Regions from separate parts of the Homo sapiens genome. Here region 2 is linked to region 1. A link is an interaction called in ENCODE POLR2A ChIA-PET data of the cell type or tissue named here. Cell type or tissue: PC-9. All regions are shown on one strand. Links, peaks and the distances in the headings refer to the core of each region. The heading gives the core; the rest is flanking DNA.

Region 1 (9,722 bases), core at 3,246-5,745:
TGTATTTGTTTGAAGACACCAGTATTGATTAGCCCTACCCCTACTGGTGAACATAGAAGTTATTGCTAATTTTTATATGGCAAATAGTGCTCAATGAATATCATTCTTTGTACACATGGCCAATATTTCTGAAGGATAGACTTGCAAAAGTACAATGGCCGACTCAAAGAACTTGCATATTTAAAACTTTAATAGATACTGCCAAATTACTTTCCCAAAAGATCATGCCTATGCATGTCGCTTCCAACGTTGGAAGCATCCTACATCTTTGCTAACATGGATTATTTATCATTGATCCTTTTCATTTTTGCAAATCTGGTAAGCAAAAAAAAAAAAAAATAGTCATTTTAACTTGGTTTTCTTTATTAGTAAGACTAAGCATGCTGTCTTATGCCTGTGGTCATTTGGATTCCTTCTTCTGAAAACATCTATATTCTTTGCCTATTTTTGCATTGAACTGTTTGTCCTTTGTATAGCATTAAAAAATAAATTTTAAAGTCCCAATTTACACCAGAGAAAATAATCACTTCTGACCAATTGTATATTTTCTTTCTTATCATTATTTTATATAGTAAAGTTTCATTAATTTGGCATTTGGGGACTTTGGGGACAGCCTGCTCTCCAAGTGACCTTTGTACCATCTGTGATCAATTTTAACAAGATGGCAAAAAAAAAAAATGATTATAGGGTCCAAGGAACAAATTTCTTAAGCTCTGTAGTACTTCATAAAGTTCTTCATGTCTAAAGAAAATTAACTATATGACATGGATGTCTAGCTATTGTACTTTCATAATACCAGCTAAAAGATAAATTATTTAAGAAATACACTGGATAATATATATGTGTGTGTATGCATGTGTGTGTATATATGTATGTATGTATGTATGTATTATATATACTGTATTTGGTTGTTTTGAAAACTTGCTGAGATTTTTAGAAGAAACAATCCAGACAACTGGCAAACTGGGAAGTATTTTAGTGCCTGGGTTCTTGAGAGACTAGGAACATTTAATTCCTTTTGTAACAGCTTACTGCTGTTCCTCTGCAGCAACCTTGGATATGTTGCTAAGGAGCCTCAACTTTATCTCTAGGTGACATGCTGCCATTGGAGGATTTACTCGGGAAGTGTCCAGGTCATATGTGTATTCTAGAAAGATCTCTCTGACTTTACTGGAGGGAGCAGAATTAGAGGCAGAAAGACCAATCTGGGGGCTTTTGAATGTGTTGCCTATGAGATACTGAGAACATGCAGGTCCTAGATAGAGAAACAGCAATGGGTTAGAGAAATATTTAAGAGGGAAAATGAGCAGCATTTGGGGATGACATGGATTGGGGACTGAGAAGGGGAAAGAGGTGGGCTGAGCTCAGAGGATTCTGATGTGGCCTGTGATCCTGGCACTTGCTTCCCATACATCCCTCATCTCACCATGCCCTGTTTCATATGCAGGAGGCACTGAGAAAACGCCAGGGGGTTGGTTGAATGATGAAATGAATGTGATCACTGGGGAAGAAATAATCAGAAGAGATTTATAGGAGAAGCAGGAAAAAAATAGGCTCTTGAGAGAGCATGAGAAAGGATGAAAAAGATACATAAAAGGAGGCTAAAGCCTGAATATTGAGTCAGAGAAACTGAGAGGAGTGCAGGAAGGCAAGGCAAGGAGGTTTTTGAGCCAGGGAGTGAAGCAATCAGAAAAAGAGTTTAGAAAGGTGCATCTGATGGTAGAATGGAAAGAGTGGAGGCAGGGAGGGACAGAAAGCCAGGGGAATCTTGGAAGGTTACTGCGGCAATCCAAATAAGAGACGGTGAGGATCTAAGGGACATTCATGCCATGGGGACGAAGAATAGGGGATAGAGAGAAGGGACACAGCTGTAGGATGCTGCCGCTGAGTGACAGGGCAGTGAGGAGAGAAGCCAGGGAGAGCTGTGATTTGGAGCCTTGGTGCCTGGGAAAATAGAGATGCTTCTGTAAGAGGAGTAAAGCCAGAGGCCAGGGAGAGAAGTGCTCCTTGGGCAACAAGATTTCTAGGCAGAGGTGTCCATGGGTGTCTGGGAGTCTAGCGAAACAACTTCTTCTCTTCATGTCCAGCCTAACTTGCCTAATCCCGAGTCTGTCCACACAGGCTCAGACCTGCCTCCTGTTAAAATGGATGGGCAGCCCATGCCTCTAAGGCCCCCCTCTATCTTGCACTCAAGCTGGAGCCTGTTCTCTCTCAGCTTCTTAAGAATGTTGCCCATGCTGTCCCCATCAACCCCTCCCATCTCAGAATTCTTCTCCTCTGCTAGATCATTTCCAACATCACACAAACCCATCTCCTGTCTTAAAAACCAAACAAACCCTCCATTGACTTCATGCATCTCTATAGCTACTGCCTCATTTCTGTGTCCCCCATTCTGTGTAGAACGAAGCTCTTTGAAGGAGCCGTAGTCATACTGTCTTTGCCTCCTTACCTCCCATTTCTCTTCAGTCTGATTTTCATGCCTAACCTCTCCACAGAAACATTTTCCAAGATTCCTAACCACCTCTGTGATGCCGAATCCAGTTGCCTTTCCTCACTCCTCATGAGGCATCCTCTCTGCTGATCACTCCCTCTCCTGGAAACACTTTCTTCCTGTGGGTTTCAGACACAACACACTTCTGCTTCTCCATACCTCACTGGCTGCTCCCTTTTCATTTTCAATGCTGGTTCCGGTTCCTCCCCTACTTTCTGATTATCCTAGGGTTGAATCCTTCGTCCCTTCCTCTGTCTTCACACTCTCCTTGGTGACCTTACCCAGTGCCATAGCTTTAAATACCACCACATGCTGGCGATTCTGAAACTGCCCTCTCCAGCTCCTTTGTCCCAGAGATGCTGAACATTTAAGAATGCACACACACACATTCTCTCTCCCTCTAAGTAAAATATATATGAATGTTTACTTATTTATAAACTATATACTTACACTATTGGCTAGTACACTATGTTCATCACAAAAGACAGAACAAGATAAAGATTAAACAAATTTAAAAATAACTGGCTAGCATCTTAAGGTAGAATCTTTACAATTGGGCGAAGTTCATTATTGATAGTGGTGGTTGCAAATCCATTTGTCCTATAGTCTTTTTGACTATTGCTAGTGCTTTAGGTGAACTCTTGACAGACCAGATTAAATCGTAACTGTTTCTGTCTCATGATGTAGTTTGACAAAGAGGTAATACACTAGTGCCTCCTTATAGGCAGTTTTGCTTTCTGTGGTTTCAGTTACCTGGGTCAACCATGGTCCAAGAATATCAAATGGAAAATTCCAGAAATAAACAATTTGTAAGTTTTAAATTGCCCACTCTTCAGAGTGGTGTGATGAAATCTCGTGTTGTCCTGCTCCATCCTGCCTGGGATATGAATCCTCCCTTTATGCTGCGTACCCACGGTGTATACCCTCCCCATCCTGCCTGGAATATGAATCCTCCCTTTCTCCTGCGTACCCACACTGTGTACCCTCCCCATCCTGCCTGGGATATGAATCCTCCCTTTCTCCTGCGTACCCACGGTGTATACCCTCCCCATCCTGCCTGGGATATGAATCCTCCCTTTCTCCTACGTACCCATGCTGTGTACCCTCCCCATCCTGCCTGGGATATGAATCCTCCCTTTCTCCTGCGTACCCACGCTGTGTACCCTCCCCATCCTGCCTGGGATATGAATCCTCCCTTTCTCCTGTGTACCCACGGTGTATACCCTCCCCCATGTTAGTCACATAGTAGTCATCTCAGTTATCAGATTGACAGATCACAAGAAGGGTGAGTACGGTACTATAAGATACTTTGAGAGAGAGACCACATTCACATAACTTTTTATTATAATATGTTGTGATAATTGTTTTATTTTATTATTATTGTTAATCTCTTGCTGTGCCTAATTTATAAATGAAACTTTATCATGAATAAGCACGCATAGGAAAACCCCTAGTGTATATAGGGTGTGGTACTCTCCGAGGTTCCAGGCACCCACTGGGGGTCTTGGATGGGAAACCTCCGCTCCACTGTGGACACGGGTGGCTGCTGTGCTAGGAGCAGAAGATGCACCCACGGGCCCTCTCCTGTGGTGCGGACGCGCGTGGCTGCTGTGCTAGGAGCAGAAGATGCGCCCACGGACACTCCTGTGGTGCGCATGGGCTCGCGTCACGTTTACGCCCTTCAGTCGGGTGTTCTTTCCGGGAATCCATCAAAGCTGCTTTCTATTTTGTGATGGTTAGTTTAGTTAAAAACACGATCATATAGGTCAGGACATCTCATTACCCAGGCATAGCTAAGCTGTAACTATTCTCTATGTATTGAGAGGCGAGAGTCAGTCAGTGCCCTGCGCCCGAGTTGTGGGTGCCAGTGCTTCTCTTTTCTTGGCGACCCTGGCTCCTCACATGTGTCTTGTGCCTCACAGAGATGGAGACTGGCTGGGAGGCTGCTCTTACACCATATTCTAAACCAGAGGAGCTTCGTTTGTTTCTTATTTTAGGTGAAAATTCGTAGGCATGGGTGTAGAAACGTGCTCCCACCCGGTGGATCATCTTGTCAACCCCCGAGGTGTAGTATTCCGCCTCAGAGACCAACAGTAGAACCCGTGCCTTCCTAGTGTCCGCACTTGGATGGCCAACTGGCATCTCAAACTCAGTGTTTCCAAACAAAGCTTCTTATCCTCTCAAGCTTCAAATCAAATCAAACCAGCATCTCAGTAAGGGGCACCTCGCCTCACCCAGTTGCTCAAGTGGAAAGCCTGAGTCATCTTGACCTCTCCCTTTCTGTTGCGTTCCTCATCCAGTCCGTGTGCAAATCCTGTCAGCTCTGCCTTCAGGTAATTTCCTTTATCTGACCAGTTTTCTCCTCCTCCGTTATTATTACTGCTCTGTTTCAAGCCACCGTCATCTCTAGCTCAGTCTGTTGTACCAGGCTCTGAATTGTTCTCCTCAGCCTTGCCTGGCCTCCATCTGTTCTCCACACAGCAGCCAGGACATCTCTTAAAAACATAAATCAGGCTGGGTACAGTGGCTCACTTTCGGATGCCGAGACAGAGGACCACTTGAGCCCAGGAGACCCTATTTCTACAAAAAGTTAAAACATTAGCTGGGCATGGTGGTGCAAGCCTGTAGTTCCAGCTACTCAGGAGTCTAAGGTGGGAGGATCACTTGAGCCCAGGAGGTTGAGTCTGCAGTGAGCCATGATCACTCCAGCCTGGGTAACAGAGCGCAACCCTGTCTCCTAAACGAAAAAAGAAAAGAAAAGAAAAGAAAAGAAAAGAAAAACATAAATCAGATTGTGTCACTGCCCCATTTCAAACCTCCAACATACTTTGGGTAAGGTCTAATTTCCTTACCATGGCCTTCAAGCACCCATGTGATCTGGCCCTTGCTTGCTTTTTAAAGTTCCTCTCTTATTGCCCTACCCCCTTATGCTGTGTTCCTACTACACTGCCTTTCTTGCTATTAGGCAATCTCATTGCAAGGCTATTTCCTGTTTTTTTTTGTTGTTGTTTTGTGTTTGTTTGTTTGTTTGTTTTTTAGACAGGGTCTTGCTCTGTCACCCAGGCTGGAGTGTAGTGGTGTGATTTTGGCTCATTGCAACCTCCGCCTCCTGGGCTCAAGCTATTCTCCCACTGGCATGCACTACCACGCTCAGCTAACTTTTTAAGGTGATTTTGGAAAGACGAGGTCTCACTATATTTCCCAAGCTGGTCTTGAACTCTGGGCTCAAGCAGTCCTCCTGCCTCAGCCTCCCAGTGTGCTGGGATTACAGGTGTGAGCCACAGCACCCAGCCTGTTTCCCACATTTTATTCTGGTCTCTGTTCAGAAAGGCCTTTCTTGGCCACAGTTCTAAAATAGCATATATACAAACTCCATCCCTACCCCCTCTTTGTAATCTTCCCCTGTTTTCCTTTTCTTCATCATACTACTACTTGCATTCTATTACATACTTATTTGCTTGCTCATTGAGATTTATTGCTCATTTATTTACTGCCCTGAGAACCCCATTAGAACAGGGTCATGTCTCTTCTCTGCTGTGTCTCCAGCTCCTAGAACGGTACTCAGCACATAATGAGTGCTCAATAAGTACTTATTGAATGAATGAGTAAATGAATCTTCACAGGGACAACAGATGAAATCCCAAGGATAGTAGATAACATTAAGAGAAAAGAGGGCAAAGGGCAAATCTTTGGAGAAATATTTAAATTGAGGGCAAAAAAGGCACTCTAAAGGAAGTGAAATTTCAGCTCCAGTTAACTAGGCATGAAAAGAACATAGTGTGCATTTGGGAACCCAATAAGGAAGAAGGCATCAAGCTGGGCTCATTTCTCTGCCTCAACTACAGGAATGTTTTTAAAGAGCAAACCTGAGCACAGGTCAAAAACCTGGACAATGAAAAATCAATCTCTCAGCCCAAGAAGGACTGTCCCCTGTTATCATGGGGGCAGTCATTTAAAGAGAGCTCAAACCAGGATCCTGAGGCCAACTCTGCCTGGGGCATCAGCACCTCTGGACTGGGACAAAGCAGCAGCCCTGGGGCACCCTGGGAATCCACGTGGGCTGCTTATGGCTCTTCTTCAGAAGTCAAGGCGTGATTCTTAAGAAAGCAGTCAAATACTAGAGGGTGACCCCTTTTATTAGGTTCATCATCTTAGCCACAGAGAGACCATAGTGTTTGTCTATAGCCTGAAATACTCAAAGGCCACAGTGCTGAAAAGAGGCGGAGGCTTCAAGCTTCTTTGTCGCCATTAATCCTCATCCTGCTGGTCTGTCCCTTTTGCATCAGAAAAGCTTTCTCGTATCTTTTTTAAAGAAGGAGAAAAAACAGCTGTGTGGGATTTGAGAATGAGATTTTAATGGTCACTGAAGGCACACAAAAGCTTTGCTGTGATAGTGAAGTGTTCTGGGGGCAATTGACTCCTTTGTCCTGGGCAGCAAAACAAGCTGGCTGCTGAAGGAGAAGAGAGAAGCCACTGGAACGTGTGATTGAGGTCTCTGCAGGCCAGATTCTCAGCACATTTGCAAAGAGCGGTTTTCAGGCATCCCTTCATGATATTTCAGAGTTGCCTTTTAGTGTTTAGCTCATTTTTACCTTGTGAAAGAATCAAATATATTTGGGAGGTGCTTGGCATGAATTATTTCTGCAGGTCTTTCTCTCTGGAAGGAAAATGGACACTGTGACTGACAATATGAGTTTGTTTATGTGAAGCAGGCCTTTCATTGTGAGGAAAAAGAACTGGTGCCCTCTTTTCCACAGGGCAGCCTGAAGGGTTTCTTGGCACTTCGAGCAGTTAAGAAATGGCACAGAGGTGGGATATTGTGAGGTCTCTCTAAAGGTCACCTTGCAAAGGCTGTGGAGGTTGAAAGAGTTCTCAGCAGCAGGGACAGCAGAGCAGCAGGAGCCCATCCTGGTCCCTGGCTCAGTGAGAACCAGGCCTGGTGTTGTCCACCTGCTGAGGACATCTGTTTTCTGCCAGAGGAACCATGATGGAACAGACCATGGTGATGTGACTCTACGTTATGATTAATGGGGCTGTTGGAATCATTGTCACCATATCGGCACTTTCCCTTCCGTGGATGAGTATTGTAAAAACAGCTCTTCTTCAGATAGAAATGGCTGAGCAGAGGGGCTCTGGACAGCCTTGGTTTTACCTGCTTCATGACAGGTGAGCTCCTTAGAGCCATGAAGGAGTTATTCTCTGATATACTGGCCTGCTACAGACACTGAAAGAGTCAAGTGGGACACAGGGTAAAACGTGAGTTCGTAATACAGAATTCAGCCCAGCTTTACATGAGAGATGGGCTGGAACCAGAGCGATATGGAAACCATTATCCAGTAGGGCTGCATTTAGAGAAGAAGTCTGGAATTATACTCTATTTGCCATCAGTCTCATTATAATATTGTTTGCCAATAAAACAAGAGTTTGGTTCACTTTTAATTTTTTAAAAATATAAAATTGTAGTCGGCCATGGTGGCTCATGCCTATAATCCCAGCAGTTTGAGAGGCTGAGGCAGGTGGATCACCTGAAGTCAGGAGTTCGAGACCAGCCAGGCTGGCATGGTGAAACCCTGTTTCTATTAAAAATACAAAAAATTAGCCCGGCATGGTGGTGCTTGCCTGTAATCCCAGCTACTTGGGAAGCTGGGGTGGGAGAATCGCTTGAACCCAGGAGGCGGAGGTTGCGATGAGCTGAGATCGCGCCATTGCACTCCAGCTTGGGCAACAAGAGTGAAAACTCCATCTCAAAAAATCTATATATATAAAATTGTATTTAAATGATACATGAATGTTGTAAAAGAAAATCCAAGAAATATGAGTATTAAGATTTAGATATTTGGATAGACTTTATTAATTGGTTACATTGAATTGTAGAAATAATATTTAAAATGTGGCATATTTTTTGCTTACCATGATCCAAAAGCCTGATTTTTTTTTTAAGATTTTGGAATGAATAATGAAAAGACATTTTTATTTCTTATAACAGAGAACGTTCCCATGTTTAACCCTAAGAATATATATGCAAATTGCATTTGTAGAATAGGATGAAAACCGATCTCCCTTGTTACAGACACTGGAGAGCTGTAATAGTTAACTTTATCATGTAATTTTTTTCTATTTCTTGGCAGCTTACATATAGAGAATGTTTGTTCCAGTCAAACTCTCCTAGCCCCATAGAGAATCCTTGATAAAGTCTTCAACTGCACTTAAATCTGCCCGTTTGTTAAATAACTTTTTTCCCTTTTAAACTCAAAGCTCTTGATCTTACAGTACCATAGGAGTATTTCACAAATTAGCTGTGGGACTTTGGCCAAATTATTAACCTCTCTAAGTCTCTGTTTCTGTAAAAGGGTGCTAATAATAGTACCTAGATCCTTAGGGCTGTGTTGAGGAATAAATGAAATACTATATGTAGAGCTTTTGACATGGTGTCTGGTATAAGTACTCAACAAATGTTAGTCATTAGAAATGCGATGACTCTGATGATGTTTGAATAGTAGGGAGCCAAATTTGGTATGTTTGCTTCATATTCATAGCCTAACATAAGGTACAAATCTACATTTAACAGTACTAGAAATAGAACCAGAAGCAACATTGATGAATTTCCTTATTTACCAGCATTTACACTTTGTTGTATTGATTTTTTTTTTCTTTGAGACAGAGCCTCACTCTGTGGCCCAGGCTGGAGTGCAGTGGCACCATCTCGGCCCATTGCAACCTCCGCGTTTGCAGAGCTCAAGCAATTCTCCTGCCTTGCCTCCCAAGTAGCTGGGATTACAGGTGTGCACCACCACACCCAGCTAATTTTTCTGTTTTGTTTGTTTGTTTTTTCAGTAGAGACGGGGTTTCTCCATGTTGGCCAGGCTGGTCTGGAACTCCTGACCTCAGGTGATCCGCCCACCTTGGCCTTCTAAAGTGCTGGGATCATAGGTGTGAGCCACTGCGCACAGCCTGTTGTATTGTTTATTATGAACCTGAAGTGTGCTATTTTGTAAGGGTCTTGAGATCACCACCCATCCCAGCCGGCCACCAGAGAATGAACTTTTCAAAACACAGCTTCTGGACATCTTCCTCTTCTTTTCTTTCTTCTTTTTTAGAGAAGGGGTCTCATTTTCACTATGTTGCCAAGGCTAGACTCAAATTCTTAGGCTCAGGTGATTCCATCTTAGCCTCCCCAGTAGCTAGGACTACAGACGCACACCACCATGCCTGACTCCTGTCCTTTCAATGA
Region 2 (9,722 bases), core at 4,170-6,669, 260 kb before region 1:
TTAAGCAGACATGGTCACAAACACCTGTGGTCCCAGCTAGTCAGGAGGCTGAGGCAGGAGGATTGAAGCTGAAGGCATTCAACTCCCAGGAGTTGAAGGCTGCAGTGAGCTATGATTTCACCACTGCACTCCAGCCTGGGCAACAGAGTGAGACACCGTCTCATAAAAGTAAATAAATAATAAATAAATGGGGTTTATATTTATAAACCAAAACAACGTTTTTTATTCAATTGGATTTAGTACACCCTGATGTTTTTGCTTTTTGCTGATTATGCTTTCTTTTTTTAGAGAATATAACTTCTGAGTGAATATAACTTATTAGGAGGCCTCAAGATACGTATTGAATTAGGTAATAGCCAGAGCATAAATGTAATGACAGTTAGGTATTTGTTATTACAAGATTCTGCAGAGACCTTTTCATGTTTGACCTACCTGAGATGTTTAAAGTGTGTTTTTAATTCTCTGTGTTCCAAAAAAGCATACATATCAATACGTCTGTGGGTTAATGAACTAGAGTATTAAGAGACAGGCATTCTTGGTTTATTGTTCCATCAGAAGGTACCTTTGTACTATATTATTATCCTCTTCCTTCCTGCAGTAAATTTCATAAGTAAGAGTTGAGCAAATCTCCTTTTTGAGATTAAGATGAAATATAACAAAGTTAGAATAACAGGGACTGATTGGAGGCCGGGCGTGGTGGCTCACGCCTGTAATCCTAACACTTTGGGAGGCCAAAGTGGGCGGATCACCTGACGTCAGGAGTTCGAGACCAGCCTGGCCAACAATGTGAAACTCCGTTTCTACTAAAAATACAAAAATTAGTTGATCCTCGTGGCGTGTGCCTGTAATCCCAGCTACTCCAGAGGCTGAGATGGGAGAATGGCTTGAACCTGGGAGGCAGAGGTTGCAGTGAGCTGAGATCCTGTCACTGCACTCCAGACTGGGCGACAGAGGCTGGGCCACAGAGCAAGACTCTGTCTCAAAAAAAAAAAAAAAAAAAAAGAAAAAGAATAATAGGGACTAGTTGGGAAGTTAGATTGTTTAGATTACTGAAAGTAGGAAAAGATAATTTAGTTTTTTATAGAAAACTTGCTAAATTTAATGAATAGGTAAGAATAATTTATATTTAGTATTATCAAAGCACTAACCTAAGCAATTCTTATTTCAACAGAAATTACAGGTAAATTATAAACAGATATTAAAATGCTTTGCAGACTGGGCACACTCATTCACGCCTATAATCCCTGCACTTTGGTAGGCCGAGGTGGGCAGATCACCTGAGGTCAGGAGTTCAAGACCAGCCTGGCTAACATGGTGAAACCCCCATCTCTACTAAAAATATAAAAATTAGCTGGGTGTGGTAGCACACGTCTGTAATCCCGGCTACTTGGGAGGCTGAGGCAAGGGAATCACTTGGACCAGCCTGGCCAATATGGTGAAACCCCGTCTCTACTAAAAATACAAAAAAAATTAGCCAGTGTGGTGGCACATGCCTGTAATCCCAGCTACTTGGGAGGCTGAGGCAGGAGAATTGCTTGAACCTGGGAGGTGGAGGTTGCAGTGAGCCGAGATCGTGCCACTGCAGTCCAGCCTGGGCAACAGAGCGAGACTCCTTCTCAGACAACAACAACAAAATGCTTTGGAAATACACTTCACATTATTTGGTTCCTTTTAGAGATAGGGTCTCACTGTGTTGCCCAGGCCGGAATCAAAGTTCTGTGCTTAAGTGATCCTCCTGACTGAGTTTCTTGAGTAGTTGGGACTATAGGTGTACACCACCACCACTCTGGCTCAGGATTTTTTTTTAAAAAATAGTATACCCTTCTTCTTTGGGCCTCTTACTTGTAAAAGTGGGCCAGATTTTAGCTTTTCAAACTTTAATGTGCATGAAGATCACGAGTATCATTAAAATGCAGATTTTTGCTTCAGTGGGAATCTGAATTTCCAGCAAGCTTCCTGATAATGCTGATTCATATAGTCTACCAAACATTCTTTGAATAGCAAGGAGCTAGTTGGTTTCTATTTCTCTATGTGTTCAACATAGAATTTAGTAATATCTAGTCAGGGCTCAGTGTTACATGCCTGTAGTGCCAGCTACTTGAGGGGCTGAAGTAGGAGGATTGCTGGAGCCCAGGAGTTCAAGTCCAGCCTCGGCAACATAGGGAGACCCTGTCTCTTGCGGGGGTAAAAAAATCAGCAAAATCTTACTAATGCCAATTGTTGTAGTGAGACAAGGGATAAAAATGAAGCTCATCTTTTATTTAGTCAAGACTTTTTGGTTGAAAGGAATAGACATCAGTTTAAACTAGGAAAAAAGGAAGATTGTTAAAACAAGAGAAAAATAATGCCGGGCGCTATGGCTCACGCCTGTAATCCCAGCACTTTGGGAGGCCGAGGCGGGTGGATCACAAGATCAGGAGATAAGACCATCCTGGCTAACATGGTGAAACCCCATCCCTACTAAAAATACAAAAAAAAATTAGCCGGGCATCGTGGCAGGTGTCTGTAGTTCTAGCTACTCGGGAGGCTGAGGCAGGAGAATGGCGTGAACCCGGGAGGCGGAGGTTGCAGTGAGCTGAGATTGTGCCACTGCACTCCAGCCTGGGCGACTGAGCAGGACTCCGTCTCAAAAAAAAAAAAAAAAACCGAGAAAAATAATATAAGAGAGAATCTCAACTGGCATTTATGAGCAAGAAATAGAGCTAGGCATTGGGGAAGTGGAACGTTAGAAATCAGCAAGTAGCTTAGCTATATTTCCCAATTCTGCTTCTCTGGGTTTCTGTTCCAACCTTTCTTGTTTTCTGATACATGTCTTCGGCGTACCACTTTGGCTTACTGTGTCCTCCACCATTTAACCTTTTAGCTCCAAGTCCCACTATCGCTTGACAACCAGTATCTCTTTTAGTTCAAATTATCAAGAGAAAATCTGGTCAGCCAGTAATGATTTGTTACTACTTGGGTGAGGTGTCCAACCCTGGGCCAGACAGTTTTCTGGGTTTGGGAGGGTAGAATGTTAGAATAGGGGCTACTGAGATTGGCCCCCTTATGGGACAGGGGAAGGGTGTTAATTCAAGAGAAGGGAGATGGGGCAGAGCAGCAATGACAGCTGTCTAATACACATTTGTAAACTTTTATGAAGAAGGATTTGCTAAAGAGAGTATAGGCAGTTCAGTACTTTTAGGATACTTCATAAACGCGTGTTTGAAAGCCACCTGTGCAATAGTTGAATCCATTCTAAGGGAACTAAAAATAATAAATCTGAATTATAGTATACATTTTTTTTAGGCTGGGGTGCAGTGGTGCGATCTTGGCTCACTGCAAGCTCCGCCTCCCAGGTTCATGCCATTCTCCTGCCCCAGCCTCCCAAGTAGCTGGGACTACAGGCGCCCACCACCATGCCCAGCTAATTTTTTGTATTTTTAGTAGAGATGGGGGTTCACCGTGTTAGCCAGGATGGTCTCAATCTCCTGACCTTGTGATCCGCCCACCTCGGCCTCCCAAAGTGCTGGGATTACAGGCGTGGGCCATCATGCCGGGCCATATAGTATACATATTTTTAAATACTCTTGAGTATTATCAGTGTATACAAGGGATAATGGTAAAATAAAAATTGAGTCACCCACTCCTACCTCTTCCCCAGTGAGTGCAATGTAAAGTTGTCCTGGCCTTCGCGCTATTGACCAGTTCCTGGGAAAACAGTCCCGTACTTTCTTCTGCTTACTGCTTCTGGAATCTCATTCCATACTTTTATTGTTAATATAATTTTTTTTTTTTTGAGACGGAATCTTGCTTTGTCGCCCAGGCTGTAGTGCAGTGGTGCGATCTCAGCACACTGCAAGCTCTGCCTCCCGGGTTCACACCATTCTCCTGCCTCAGCCTCCCGAGTAGCTGGGACTACAGGCGCCTGCCACCATGCCCAGCTAATTTTTTGTATTTTTAGTAGAGACGGGGTTTCACCATGTTAGCCAGGATGGTCTCGATCTCCTGACCTCATGATCTGCCCGCTTCGGCCTCCCAAAGTGCTGGGATTACAGGCGTGAGCCACCGCGCCTGGCCTCGTTCATATAATTTTTTAAGCTAATACTGAGATTACCTTTTGAGGGACTATAAATATTCTCCCATTGTTGGAGTTGCAGAGGTACCCAAAACATTTGAGATTCAAGTTTATATTCCGATGCATTTGGTATAAAGAGAAAGTATAACATTTCACCAGTTGCATTTGTGAATATTTATGTTCTTAAAACAGGTGAAGTAATTGCCAAATTACCTCATTTTTCCAAAGGGGCCATTTTGTCTATGCTGTTGGCTCCCAGTATAGAAATATGAAATTGACAGTATGATAAAATTTAGAGCATTTAGAACAATGTTCTTTTTTTCCCCTTTGGCTTATCAATAAACCAATGCTACAGAGTCTGGTGTTCTGCTTTTTCATACTTCTAAAATGGATATATCCCCCCAAAGTAATATATCCAGTTATTAAACTTCAAGTACTGTACAGTGCTTAAATATAATTAATTATTGTTTTTATTTTTTTAGACGAAGTTTTGCTCTTGTTGCCCAGGCTGGAGTGCAATGGCTCTATCTCCACTCACCGCAACCTCTACCTCCCAAATTTAAGTGATTCTCCTGCCTCAGCCTCCCGAATAGCTGGGATTACAGGCATGCACCACCATGCCCAGCTAATTTTGTATTTTTAGTAGAGACGGAGTTTCTCCATGTTGGTGAGGTTGGTCTCGAACTCCCAACCTCAAGTGATCTACCTGCCTCGGCTTCCCAAAGTGCTGGGATTACAGGCGTGAGTCACTGTGCCCGGCCCAGTGCTTAAATTTAATGTCACATCATTTTAGGCAAAAGCACACGCCATTTTCTGGAAGGAAAGCATGTACAGAAATTATTTGCTAGCATGTCTTCCTTTATATTTATCTTAATTATACTTTCTTTTTTCTTCCAGAAAAATCCTGGGTAGAAGCTGGATCAGCAAGAATGTCACTCCTTATATTGGTGTCCATTTTCTTATCTGCAGCTTTTGTTATGTTTTTGGTATATAAAAATTTTCCTCAGCTTAGTGAGTAAGTATACTGAGAGATAAACTGAAAATGTATAGATATTTATAAGATGAAAGTGGATTAAGGCCAAGTGCAGTAGCTGATGCCTGTAATCTCAACACTTTGGGAGGCCGAGGTGGGTGGATTGGTTGAGTCCAGGAGTGCGAGACCAGCCTGGGCAACACGGCAAAACCCATGTGGAAATACATACATCTATATGTGTGTGTGTATATGTATATTTAATATATTTATATACACACACGTGTGTGTGTGTGTGTGTGTATGTATGTATATATACTTTCTTTTTTTTTTTTTTTTTTTTTTTGAGACAGAGTCTTGCCCTGTCACCCAGGCTGGAATGCAGTGGCGTGATCTCAGCTCACTGTATAAGCCCTGCTTCCCAGGTTCAAGCAGTTCTCCTGCCTCAGCCTCTCGAGTAGCTGGGATTATAGGGGTGGGCCACCACACCCAGCTAATTTTTGTATTTTTAGTAGAGACGGGGTTTCACCATGTTGGCCAGGCTGGTCTTGAACTCCTGACCTCAGGTGATCCACCTGCCTCGGCCTCCCAAAGTGCTGGGATTATAGGCTTGAGCCACTGTGCCCAGCCTGGAAATATATTTTAGAAGGGCAAAATATCCCAGAGCTATTAAACCCTAGTAATACCACCCTGGTATAATCATAGATTATATGAAGGACTACTAAGATGTAGTTAGACTTTCAACCAGGGCCAGCCTGATGTGGTAATGGAGAACTGTGAAATGTGATATCAAAGTATCAGGAAGGTCATGTTTTCTCCAAATTGCCTTCCTTCACAATTTTTTTTTTTTTTTCTTCATTTGAGATAGTTTCACTCTATCGCCCAGGCTGGAGTAAGTGGTGTTGATTTTGGCTTACTGTGATCTCTGCCTCCTCTCCTGAGTTGAAGGATTTTTGTGCCTCAGTCCCCTGAGTAGTTGGGATTATAGATGTGTGCCACCACGGCTGGCTAATTTTTGTATTTTTAGTAGAGATGGGGTTTTAAACCTGTTGGCCAGGCTGGTCCCAAACTCCTGGCCTCAAGTGATCTGCCCACCTTGTCCTCCCAAAGTACTAGGATTACAGGCGTGAGCCACTGTGCCCAGCCCACAATTTTTTTTTTTTTTTTTTGAGACTGAGTTTTGAGATAGTTGCCCAGGCTGGAGTGCAATGGTGCCATCTCAGCCCACTGCAACCTCCACCTCCTGGGTTCAAGCGATTCTCCTGCCTCAGTCTCACGAGTAGCTGGAATTACAGGTGTGCACCACCACACCCGGCTAATTTTTGTATTTTTAGTAGAGATGCGGTTTTGCCATGTTGGCCAAGCTGGTCTTGAACTCCTGGCCTCATGTGATCTGCCCACCTTGACCTCCCAAAGTGCTGGGATTACAGGCATGAGCCACTGTGCCCAGCCTAGAGTCTTTTTAGTTTTATAAATTTCATAAGTAGGAACCTTTAGTTTACTGGGTATCTTACTGGACTTGAGAAAGAGGGGCTCACACCTCTTTTTTTTTTTTTTTTTTTTTTGAGGCAGGGTCTTGCTCTGTTACCCAGGCTGAAGTGTAGTGGCACAGTTATGGCTCACTGCAGCCTCAACCTCCTGGGCTGAAATGATCCCCTACCTCAGTTTCCCGAGTAGGTAGGAGTACAGGCATGCACCACTATGCTCTGCTAGTTCTTTAATTTTTTGTAGAGACAGGGTGGGTGCTGGGATTACAGGTGTGAGCCACTGTTCCCAGCCATAGGTCAGTTAAATTTTTTTTGTCATGTAAACAAATGAGGACTCAGGCCTTTAGTCCTAGCACTTTGGGAGGATCACTTGAATCCAGGAGTTTGAGAACAGCCTGGGTCACATAGCGAGACCCCATCTGTATAAAAAACTTTATTTATTTATTTTTTTGAGACAGAGTCTCACTCTGTCGCCCAGGCTGGAGTGCCGTGGTGCAATCTTGGCTTACTGCAGCCCCCACCTCCCAGTTCAAGCGATTCTCCTGCCTCAGGCTCCCAAGTAGTTGGGACTGTAGATGTATGCCACCATGCCCAGCTAATTTTTGTATTTTTAGTAGAGATGGGGTTTCACTGTGCTGCCCAGGCTGATCTTGAACTCCTGACCTCGTGATCCACCCATCTCGGCCTGCCAAAGTGCTGGGATTACAGGCCTAGGCCACTGCGCCCAGCCTATAAAAAATTTTGAAATTAGCAGAGCGGCCTGGCGCGGTGGCTCATGCCTGTAACCCCAGTACTTTGGGAGGCCAAGGTGGGCGGATCACGTGAGGTCAGGAGTTTGAGACCAGACTGGCTAACGTGGAGAAACCCCATCTCTACTAAAAATAAAAAAATTAGCTGGGCGTGGTGGCGGGCGCCCGTAGTCCCAGCTACTTGGGAGGCCGAGGCAGGAGAATGGCGTGAACCTGGGAGGCGGAGCTTGCAGTGGGCCGAGATCACGCCACTGCACTCCAACCTGGGCGACAGAGCAGGACTCTATCTAAAAAAAACAACAACTAGCAGAGCATAGTGGCACGTGCCTGCAGTCCCAGCTACTCAGTAGTCTGAGGTGGGAGGATCACTTGAACCTAGGAGATGGAGGTAATATTGAGCTATGATCGTGCCATTGCACTCCATCCAGCCTGGGTGACAGAGCATGGGAGCCTGCCTATAGAACAAACAAAAAAAAAGAAATGATCATAATATGCATGAAACACAAAGGTGATTATTCGAGGCTTTCCTAAGCAAGAAATCATTCAGTTCCAAACAAAGTGCCAAATATAGAGTAAAAGTACTGGAAAACTTGCAGTTTTTTGTGGACTTTGATCTGTGGTATTCAAGAAAATGTTTGAACTGTGAATTTGTTACATTTTTACTTAATTTTCATTGTAAATTATTATTTAGTTTATCATCAGGATTACCCAAAATGATGTTAAATGTTTTTAATTTACTAACATCAGTGGTTCTTTTTTTCTTTCTTTCTTTTTTTTTTTTTTTTTTTTGAGACGGAGTCTCTGTTGCCCAGGCTGGAGGCTCACTGCAGCCTCTGCCTCCCGGGTTCAAGTGATTGTCCTGCCCCAGCCTCCTGAGTAGCTGGGATTACAGGCATGCACCACCATGCCCAGCTAATTTTTGTATTTTTAGTAGAGACGGGGTTTCAACACGTTTGCCAGGCTGGTCTCGAACTCCTCATGTCAGGCGATCCACCCGCCTCGGCTTCCCAAAGTGCTGGGGTTACAGGCGTGAGCCACCATGTGCCTGGCCAGTGGTTCATTTCTTATATTCAAGTTAAAATTTGTTTCGATGTTGGAACAAATGCCTTTAACCCTTGGTTTGCGTCATCCAGAGCCTTCATATATAAATTACCTGTCTCTGATTCTGCTGAGACATTAAAAAGAAAAAATTGCCTGTCTCATGAAATTATATTAAAGCATTAAAAAATAATTTATAGCCGGGCATGGTGGCTTACTCCTGTAATCCCAGCACGTTGGGAGGCCAAGGCGGGTGGATCACCTAAGGTCAGGAATTTGAGACCAGCCTGGCCAACATGGTGAAACCCCGTCTCTACTAAAAATACAAAAATTAGTCAGGCATGGTGGGACGTGCCTGTAATCCCAGCTACTTGGGAGACTGAGGCAGGAAACTCACCTGAATCCAGGAGGTGGAGGTTGCACTGAGCCGAGATCGCGCCAATGCACTCCAGCCTGGGCAACAGAGTGAGACTGTGTCAAAAAAAATAATAAAAATAAAATGAAATTAATAATAATTTATAGGCCAGGTGCGGTTGCTCACTCCTGTAATCCCAGCACTTTGGGAGGCCGAGGCAGGAGGATCATTTGAGCACAGGAGTTTGAGACCAGCCTGGCAACATGGTGAAACTCCCTCTCTACTAAAAATACAAAAGTTAGCTGGGCATGGTGGTGCACGCCTGTGATCCCAGCTTCTCAGAAGGCTGAGGCAGGAGAATCGTTTGTACCTGGGAGGCAGAGATTGCCGTGAGCTGAGATTCCACCACTGCACTGCAGCCTGGGCAACAGAGCAAGACTCTATGTCTCAAAACAAAAGAAAAATTATAAACTTTTAAACTTAAACATTGCTAATTTAGACTTAATAGATCAAGGCATGAAATCATTTTGGATAAAACTTCATGTTGTGAACTTGACTTTGATATTATCTTGGCAAAATTCTGTTCTAAAATTTTTCACTTTATTTCTTCAGAGAAGAAAGAGTGAATATGAAGGTTCCCAGAGATATGGATGATGCCAAGGCTCTAGGAAAAGTTTTATCCAAATACAAGGACACCTTTTATGTTCAAGTACTTGTAGCTTATTTTGCTACATATATTTTGTATCCTTTTAACTGAAAAAATGTTTTCTAATTTTGTTCAAGAAAAAGTGTAAAAGGTCTGCTCTTCATTTATACATAACTATTTTCCTTTTAAAATTTGTTATTGCAGTGTGACAATATTAAATAATTGAAAAATTAAAATGGAAAAAAATTATCACTTTAATCCTATTTGCTGAACTAATTGTTTTTATGTCTGAATATTTATTAGAAGTTCTTTTGTATTCTGCTTTTTTCACTTACCAAACATTTTCCTTTATTGCATATTATTAAGATGTTTATTTTATGGGTTTGATTTATAATTGTATTCATTAACTGATGATACTAGTTT

The links. Peaks named below come from ENCODE experiments on the same cell type or tissue, not always from the same donor. Only the 100,000 strongest peaks of a DNase experiment are listed, where the experiment ranks them.
Region 2: POLR2A ChIA-PET joins it to region 1 with 23 read pairs; 3 of 35 experiments call an interaction of 5 or more read pairs at or near these places.

Annotation. Positions count from the first base shown.
Region 1 is chr11:9,034,420-9,044,141 of GRCh38, reverse strand. All of the region lies in intron 16 of SCUBE2 (signal peptide, CUB domain and EGF like domain containing 2), which reads left to right. All of the region lies in intron 1 of NRIP3-DT (NRIP3 divergent transcript), which reads right to left. Among named protein-coding and RNA genes, the nearest start is that of NRIP3-DT, 35 kb to the right of the region's middle. RefSeq lists a silencer at 4,847-4,896. In PC-9, for the core only: no CTCF peak of the experiment used is centred there; a DNase peak (open chromatin) is centred at 4,741.
Region 2 is chr11:9,294,931-9,304,652 of GRCh38, reverse strand. TMEM41B (transmembrane protein 41B) reads left to right here. Exons shown (of 7, transcript NM_015012.4): 2 at 4,952-5,069; 3 at 9,266-9,394. Among named protein-coding and RNA genes, the nearest start is that of TMEM41B, 15 kb to the left of the region's middle. In PC-9, for the core only: no CTCF peak of the experiment used is centred there; no DNase peak of the experiment used is centred there.